2 separate regions of the Mus musculus genome follow, and region 2 is linked to region 1. The links are chromatin loops, found by intact Hi-C in ENCODE. Cell type or tissue: gastrocnemius. All regions are shown on one strand. Links, peaks and the distances in the headings refer to the core of each region. The heading gives the core; the rest is flanking DNA.

Evidence for each region. Peaks named below come from ENCODE experiments on the same cell type or tissue, not always from the same donor. Only the 100,000 strongest peaks of a DNase experiment are listed, where the experiment ranks them.
Region 2: a loop joins it to region 1, with 2.6 times the contacts of the local background. A loop is called at or near these places in 4 of 42 quality-filtered maps.

What each region holds. Positions count from the first base shown.
Region 1 is chr17:86,838,918-86,843,286 of GRCm38, forward strand. No RefSeq gene overlaps it. Among named protein-coding and RNA genes, the nearest start is that of Tmem247, 76 kb to the right of the region's middle. In gastrocnemius, for the core only: no CTCF peak of the experiment used is centred there; a DNase peak (open chromatin) is centred at 2,517.
Region 2 is chr17:86,895,785-86,900,153 of GRCm38, forward strand. No RefSeq gene overlaps it. Among named protein-coding and RNA genes, the nearest start is that of Tmem247, 19 kb to the right of the region's middle. In gastrocnemius, for the core only: no CTCF peak of the experiment used is centred there; DNase peaks (open chromatin) are centred at 1,912 and 2,160.

The DNA of each region.
Region 1 (4,369 bases), core at 1,050-3,549:
GGGAGGAGGAGGAGACCTGATTCAGAACCAGTGAAGATCCCTGAGGATGCTCTGCAAAGATCTGGAGAGTGGGGAGGAGTGGGAGGGGATAGCAGATGTGCAGGTCATGGGTACAAGGGCCGAGTGCTGATTGGTGGCCTGGCAGGCTTGGTCTATCCTAACTTCGGAGATAAAAAGACTTGAGGAGCATCATGGATCATTTTTTGGTAGTTTCTTAGAAGCTCAAGTCTGGGGCAGACCTCTCCTGGAGCATGGCAGAGAGAGAGAGAGAGAGAGAGAGAGAGAGAGAGAGAGAGAGAGAGAGAGAGAGAGAGAGTGCTTCTGACAGTTCCTCAGTATCTATGAGAACTCCCCACAAGCCACCCACATACACTCTGAACACATGGGTTTGTATGTGTTTAACTTTGCTTTCCAGAAGCAAGTATAAGAGTTGCCAGGGCAGCTCCCTCCCATTTGGTCCAATCTGGGTTTTTAACCCATACGAGGGGGCCCAGTAGTGGACAAAGAGAAGAAGGAGACAGTTGCAGCTAGGAGACCCAGTTGGCTCTAAACAAAGGACGCTTCCCAACCCTCATTAGCCTGGGTGAGGCGAGGGAAGCTGAGCGTGAACACTGACAATAGTTGAGGAGCCTCATGAAGGGCCAAGGCATGGCTCCAACATTCAACTCTGGGTGGTAGGGATGCCTCAGATTGGGGTAAGCTGGCAGGAGGGGGGTTGGGAATGCAAAAATATGTGTGTTCATTCCTGATACTTAAATCCCAGAATGCTGACTGCATCCGTCAGGTTGGCTTCCGTCTGAGGGTCAGTCATTCTGAAGGAAGCCACTTCGGACAGGGATCGGGTATTGGGGTAGTTATGGGCTCTTTCTATCTAACGAGGGGGAAGTCCAACACTATCAAGAGAGTGGGGCTCATTTATTTAATAAGATAACAATAGCGTGCCACTGCACTCCACAAAAAAATAGGCTGAGTGAAAGGAATTGGTAACCCTACAGTATTATGGATAGCTGGGTAGCTACTTCTACATATTATGTCCCTCCCTGGGCACCATACTTTAACAGAGATATAAAACAACAAAAATCGATTCAAAGAAAGATGACCAAAATGGCAAAGGGACTCTCAACTATGTCACCAAATTGAATTAAAGTACATGAGGAAGTGTTTCCAGTGAAATTAAGATCCAGAGCTGCCTCTCTCCTCAGCTTGCTGTTTGTGTTTTCTCAGTATGACAAAGAAAGCATAGGAGAGATGGAAGAACATGATGTCCTGCAGGGCTGTGAGGAGGTTAAAAATGGCTTTTTCAAATCCATAGGAGGCTCTTTGTGCAGGCCATTCGGGGCCTCAGAGATGGCTGGACCTGGGGACTGGAAATGAAGAGAAGAGAGTAGTCTTGCCTCTGAAGTGGAGGCAGAAGAAACTGTGAAAATTATGTTCACTAGAGAGTTCTAAACCGTTTCCTTTGTTGCTATTGATTTGGACTGTGTGATTCTTGGAGATACTGTGGAATTCCACCAAAAGCCAGAGACTAAGGCAACAAGTCCCACGAGTCGAAATGACCCTGAGAGAGAGCCCTGAGGAGATCCACCTCACACCTAGTCGGTCTCTCCTCTGGGGGCAGCATACTCGTTCCCTGGGACAGGCACTTGATGCAACGTTTCTCTTACATCAAGAGCTAACGTGCAGAGAAATACACCTTTAGGACAGCCCCACGAGGCACAGCCAGATGCCAACTGAAGATGGACAGGTGACGGAGTCCCTGGGAGAAGTCTGATTCGTCACATCTCTCCCTTACCATCACCCTCAGGGCATGTGGTCTAAATTCAGGGGTGGATCTGTGACACAAATGACAACATACCTCAATGGCTTCTCTGTCAAAGGTCTCTACTGGATCGAATTATGGGAGGGACCTCAAGAAAATTTCAAAGGAGGAAAATTCTTCAGACGAAGCTCACCCCTGTCCTTCAAAGTGCCAGCCTCTCCCAGAACAGATATGGTGAACATGGTCTCTATTAAGGACAACCAGAGGACAATTAAATATAGTGTCACCCTTTAGGATGCAACACCAGAAATGAAGATACTTGCAAAAACCAAGAAAATCTGAACAAAGTAAGGGCTTTCATTCCCAAAAATGTGCCATTTCCTTCCAAATAATTGGAACAAAATATGTTGATTTGCTGGGATTGAATCTGACAATTCATCTTGATCTTTGTAAAGTACTACTCCGAAAATAAAGTGTATTTAAAATTGATCCCTGTAAAGCAGATATGCAAAAATATGCAAAAACTATAAGAAGGCATGCAATGCAAATGATATGCAAATGAGATGAAAAAATGCCCAAAACCTATAGGGCGTCATGCAATGCAAACAGTATGCAAATGAGCAAATTCAAGGGAATGTTAACTGTTACAACAGCAATATTAGTTCAAGGGAAGGGAATGTCCTAGAGCACACTGACAAAGAACCATGAGGAGAGGCAGCTCCATAGTCGACAGCACCAGCTGCTCTGGCAAAGAACCAGGCTCAGGACCAGACACCCACAGGGCAGCTTATAATCATTTGTAACTCCAGGTGCTGGGGATTTGATTCCTTTTGATTTCTGCAGGCACTAGTTATACAGGTAGTGCCTGTACATACATGTAGGGTACAATGCACACATTAGAATTAAATAAAGAAATCTAAAACTCAACAACCATATAGTTTAAAGTAAAGTAGGACTGATATAAACTTAATAGTAGCATGAAGTTAGAAAATGGAAATGGAATTAAGCAGAATATAGTCTTTGAATTATCTAGAAAGTAGTAGATATACCAATTGTGTTTGGCCTTAATAAGTGATAGGTGTATATTACAATCACTTTGGTGATCACAAAAGAATTTTAAAGTAATATATGATAAGACAAATAGGGAAATTTAAATTTTATTTTTTGAAAGTATGTGCAAAAAGAGTAGCGGAGCGAATGGAAGCCAACCGGTGAGATACTCGGTTAAATCCACCTTAGCAGTTGTATAAAATAGAAGCAGGCTAAAGATTTCTATTAAGTGGCAACATCACACCAAATTAAGAAAATAAAAAGAGACCACACCAGAGACACACTTTATAAGTAAAGATGCAAATGATAGAAAAGGGCACAAAGGATACAGTGCAGATGCTGACCGAAGAAAGGACCAGAGCCCACCCCAATGCCTGACAGAAAGGACTGGAGCCCACCCCAGTGCCTGACAGAAAGGACCAGAGCCCAACCCAGTGCCTGACAGAAAGGACTGGAGCCCACACCAGTGCCTATTACTAGAACCCTCCTCAGTGTCTAACACTGGAACCCACCCTAGAGCCTAACAGAAAGGCTTTTAATAAGAAACCAAAAACCAAAAAACCTTTTCTTTAAATAAAAAACAAAGCAGGAGCAACAGTTCACAGCGACGGCAGGGTCCTCAATAGTAAGGAGCACTTGTGCTGTGTCTGCCTGTTGACTTTTCTTCTATTTGCAGTGGTGTGGGATCAAACTCAAGGCCTCGCACATGCTACACCTGCCTTCTCTTAGTAATACTGTATTTATAAATGCCTGGTAAACATATTACGAAAAGTAGAAAACCTACAGTCTTAGTAGGAGATTTTATCGAATGTCACTCCATGGCTGATAGAACAAGTAGGAAAGACAGGAGAGTCAAGGCAGTGAAGATGCCCATGCAGGTGGATGTACTATTTTCAAACCAGTATCCCGGTGAGGGACTGATCCAGAATATATAAAGAACGCCTATACACCATCAACTAGAAAGAAAATAACCCAGTTTAAACACAGTCAAAAGGCTTGAATAGACATTTTCTAAAGAAGGTAGACAAATGGCCAATAAACTTAGTCACTATACATTGTTGCTACCAGGAAATGCAAAGCAAACCCACAATGAGGTCCCACTTCACAGTCTGCTGGAGTGAGTGAATCCTAAGTGGACATCAGTGTTGGTGGGGTACGAATTGTCTGTGCATCTAGAACTTTCTAGAAACTTTTCTCAACAGAGCTACCATACAATCCAGAAGCTCTACTCCAAGGCACACATCTGAGAGAATTAAAACACATTTGTATGAAGAAACTTTGGGTTCAAATGTTTCTTTGTAGCTGCCTTATTCATACATCTCCGAAGGGGAAATGGCCCAAATAGCCAACAGCTGGAGGATAGATACGCTTCACGAGTTATACCCATACTAGGGAATATTACCAACCATAGAAAAGTGGTGAAGAGTTGAAGAATTTCAAAAGATGTTGTGTGGAAGGTGCTGGGCAGAAGACCACACACTGCATGACTGCACTTAGGTGAAATGTTCAGAACAAGTAAACCCAGAGACAGAACTCAACCTGCAGTTTCCCAGGCCTGAG
Region 2 (4,369 bases), core at 624-3,123, 56 kb after region 1:
ATACGGCTATAGCAAGACCAAGGCCAAATCAACACCTCCTTACCCAGCAAGCAAAATGGAACACTCTCCGAGACAACCATGGACAGCGCTTATGTCAGCTGCAGAGGATACCAAAATCAAGCTTAGACTGACATTGTGAGGGCTGCCAGCACCCTTCTGCCCCTTGCATTTAGATATCCATGGCCCATCACCAAGCTAAATGGGTCAGCCCAATGTGTATTAATGAGTCCTAAAGTATCTTCCATAATTTAGGATCTGGTCTTACCTTGAAGTAAGCAGGTTCTAGAAACTTGTTTAATTTTTCTTTTGTTCACTTGAATCATCAAAGGTATTGACCTGATAATTTTTTTTCATTGCTAGAGCAGAACCCATTACAGTCACTAAGAAGTTTTAATTGAGTTTATCAAATATAATTACCTTGCCTCCACCCTTCTTCTCCTCAGTTTGCCTCCCTCAATCTGGAAGTACCAAGTCCGGCTTTCCCAAGGAACCCTTGCATGTTCAAATGGCTTCCCAGGAGTCTTTGAGAGGCAGTTAATGACATGTAATTTGATTTTTTGGTCATTAGTCCCAGAAGCTTTGAGGCTTTGATCCAAGCTTTCTGTTATCCTGACAGAAGGAAAACAAAACTCCACCTCAAATTAAATATTTGCCTTTGTCTACAGTTAGCTGTTTATTGTGCACGTAATCCTGCAGGTTTGAGTCCGCAGGGTTTGGTATCCTTCTGATCAGATACTTGGTTTTTGCCTCGGTCTCCAGAGCGCTAAGAACACATGAAAACTCAGGTTTCACCTAAGTTTCTAGATTTCTAGATCTCAGGCTCTCCACAGGTACGCACAAGAAACCTTAGCCTGCCTCTTATTTTTCACGTGAGCTCAACAATCCTCAGACCTTGAGCTTTGAGCACGGGGGTGTTCCTGTCAAAAGTACAAACTGATGGGAGAAAAATGAAGAGCTCAGCCATGGATGTCAGGCAATGAGCCCAGTGTTCAGCCGCAAACTGGCCAAGTCTCCCAGTGTCTGCGAAGGAGTGTGGGGTTCATTAAGGAAAAGTTTTAGCTTCTTACCAAGTTGGCTTCACACACCTAAAGTGTGAGAGTTACGTTATAATTGCTCTCAAGGACCTAACAATGTTGTAGAAGAGAACTCAGCGGGCAGGCCAAAACATTTACCTGATGAGGCCCAGGACTTGAGTTCAGAGCCCTAGACCTCCTGTAAAAAGCCATTGTAACCCCAGCACTCCTGTGCAGAGATAGGAGGTAGGACAGGAAAACTGCTCAGAAGCCCAGCTCAGAAGTCCAAAACACATGACAAAGTATTAGAAACAAGAGAGACTGGCCTCTACAAAAAGCTGTGGCCAAACTCCCAAAGTTGTCCTCTGACTGTTATACATGCATACACTATTGCAAATGTGTACCTGTCCTAGAGCTCTCTCACATATACACACAGAGAGATTAAAATGTATGTATCTCTCTCTCTCTCACTCTGTGTGTGTGTATGTGTGTCTGTGTGTGTGTGTCTGTGTGTGTGTGTCTGTGGTCTGTGTGTGTGTGTCTGTGTGTGTGTCTGTGTGTGTGTGTCTGTGTGTGTGTGTGTCTGTGTGTGTCTGTGTGTGTGTCTGTGTGTCTGTGTGTGTGTGTGTCTGTGTGTGTGTCTGTGTGTGTCTGTGTGTGTCTGTGTGTGTGTGTGTGTCTGTGTGTGTGTGTGTGTATGTGTGTGTATGTGAGTCTGTGTGTCTGTGTGTGTGTCTGTGTGTCTGTCTGTGTGTGTCTGTGTGTCTGTGTGTGTGTGTCTGTGTGTGTGTGTGTCTGTGTCTCTGTGTGTGTCTCTGTGTGTGTGTGTGTGTGTGTGTGTGTGTGTGTGTGTGTGTGTGTGTGGAATGCATCCAGCAGGTTGGCTCAGCAGTTAAGGGAACTTAATTAAGCCTGACAATCTGCTGTTAGTCCCTGGAACACACACAGTGGAAGGAGAGAACTCCCTCTCACATGGTCTGACTGTCACATGCACACCAGGAATACACTTGCACATGAACAATAAATAAAAATAGATGCAAGAATATTGAAATCTTACATAGATGTAAAAGAAAAGTCAGTAGAAGCAAGAAGTAGAGGCATAAATCCCTTCAGGACTTCAGAAAGTGGCCAGCCGTCTTTGGCTTTCGGGCAAGCCCCCCACCTCCCTCTTGGCTTGGTGGTCAAGCCAAGCCTTCTGTTCTCTTCGACTCTCATTTCCACCAGCATCTCTTTAGGGACTACAGAGGCTCCGCTCCTCCTAGAGTGAGGAATTTACCATCATCCACCACGTCCTGCTCCATCTTGAGAGAACGTGGATCCAGGTGAAGGAGAGCCATGTTCCAGTCCAAGACTGTTTAGCCTTCTCTCCCTCCTCTCCATATTGAGGCCTGCATCCCATCGTGCCATCTATCTTACTACCACCCAGGACCACCTGATTGCTCCTGCCTTCACCTCTGCATCACTCTATGACAACACGTTGGCCCTCTGGTTCTCTCAAGCTCCTCAGGTCACCTACTCTCTGACCTCACCTTGACCCCTGAACTCTGCTCTGCCTGACTCTTTGGTCTCTCTGCATCTTCTGGCTTTGCTTGCTCACAGGGGGTTGGTGTCGATTGCTCTCTTATTACTTACCTCAGCTCTATCACCTTTCTCTCTCCATCACATCTACCCCTAGTGGGGGAAAGCTAAATACCATGCTCCTAAGCCCAGAGGTTAGGGCTGCTGGAGAAAACATCACCATTGTACATATGGCATCAGCTCAACTGGCATTCCCCTTAGGGACACTTCTGAACTTTTATATCCTCCTCTAAGTTCCCAAAGACTCTTCTTTCTGTCATTCAGCAGACATTTGTTTGTTTGTTTGTTTGTTTGTTTGTTCCTGAAGTTGGGTCTCATGTAGCTCAGGCTGGCCTTGAACTTCTTCTATAGCCTAGGTTGACCTTGAACTCATGATGCTAGTGTCTCCAGCATCCAAGGAATGAGATTATATATGCACCACCTTGCTAGCACCATTTCTTTTTTAAAGAAATATACATTAAAAACAAACAAACAAACAAAAACAAACTCTCCTTATCCCAACTCTGTCAGAGCCCTGTGGCCTAGAAATCTACCTGCAACTGTCCTCCATCTCAGCCCTCCCCAGAGAAAGAGCAGGCGGGGCCATCATTGTGTCACTGGCATCTCTGGGACTGGCTCCCCCAGCAGCAAGCTCTCCTCTGTGACTGTCTGTTTCTGGATTCCTACCAGAATTGTTCCTTCTTCCTGCAAAATGAGCTCAGACCTAGGTCTTGTTTGGTCCATTTTCCCCAGCTGCTGCTCCATCCTGCAACACATCTTTCTTTCACAGCCACATGGATGTAGTGTTCATGCAGCCCATAACCTTAGTCCCCACTGTCCTATGTCCAATTGCTTCCCCAGCAAGGATAATCCAGTCCCTGTCCCCGACCCCACATTGGCGTGTAGTGTCTAATGGATAAAACTCACCCTGTCCAAAGCCAAGCTGGGCCTTTGAACACAAACTTTTGCAGGTTTTTGTTTGTTTAGTGGATTGTTTGTTTGTCTGTCTGTCTGTCTGTCTGTTTGGAGATGGTTGTCTCATTATACAGCTCCAGCTGGAACTAGAACTTGCTCTGTAGACCAGGCTGGCCTTGCACTCACAGAGATCCATGTGCCTCTGCTTCCTGAGTTCTGGTATTAAAGGTGCCACCACATGCAGCAAACCCAAACTTCAGCCACAGTCTTTATTACCTAGTTTGAGGGCAGTGCCATCTCCCAGAGGCTCACACTAACAAGTTCAGGCTGATCCATTTCTCATCTCATATACCATCTGCCAACCGGGATGTTATGACTCTGCCTCCAAAAAATACCTAAACTTTTATCTCATCTGACTGTCAGTGGTTATAACCTTGATCGAAGGCACCCACATCTTTAGCGCCAATCACCACAGCAGTAACTATTGCTGGTCTAGTGGTTGTTAGGAATGCAGTAGCCAGAGTGTTCAAAGCATAAGCTAGACTATGTTATCCTGGCTCAAAGCATTCTGGGGACTCTCTAAATCAAACCCCTTCCAGCAGCAGCAGTAGTGACAGCCACCATCGTCAACGCTAATGCCATCAACCAGGGCATAGCAGAATTGCTTCCACCCTACCTCTTTCTCCTGGACTTTACCTCCTTCTGGCTCCTCCTCTTCTACTCTAGCCACACTGGCTTCCTTCCCGATGTTACAGAGCGTCTTGTACATACCCCCACCATAGCCTCACCCCTGTAGCCTCGCCCTCTACCCCCACCAGCCCCTTGCCAGCAGTTAGCTTTTAACTACTTCTTTTTTTAACTACTTTTAAGCCTTTGTTCACTTG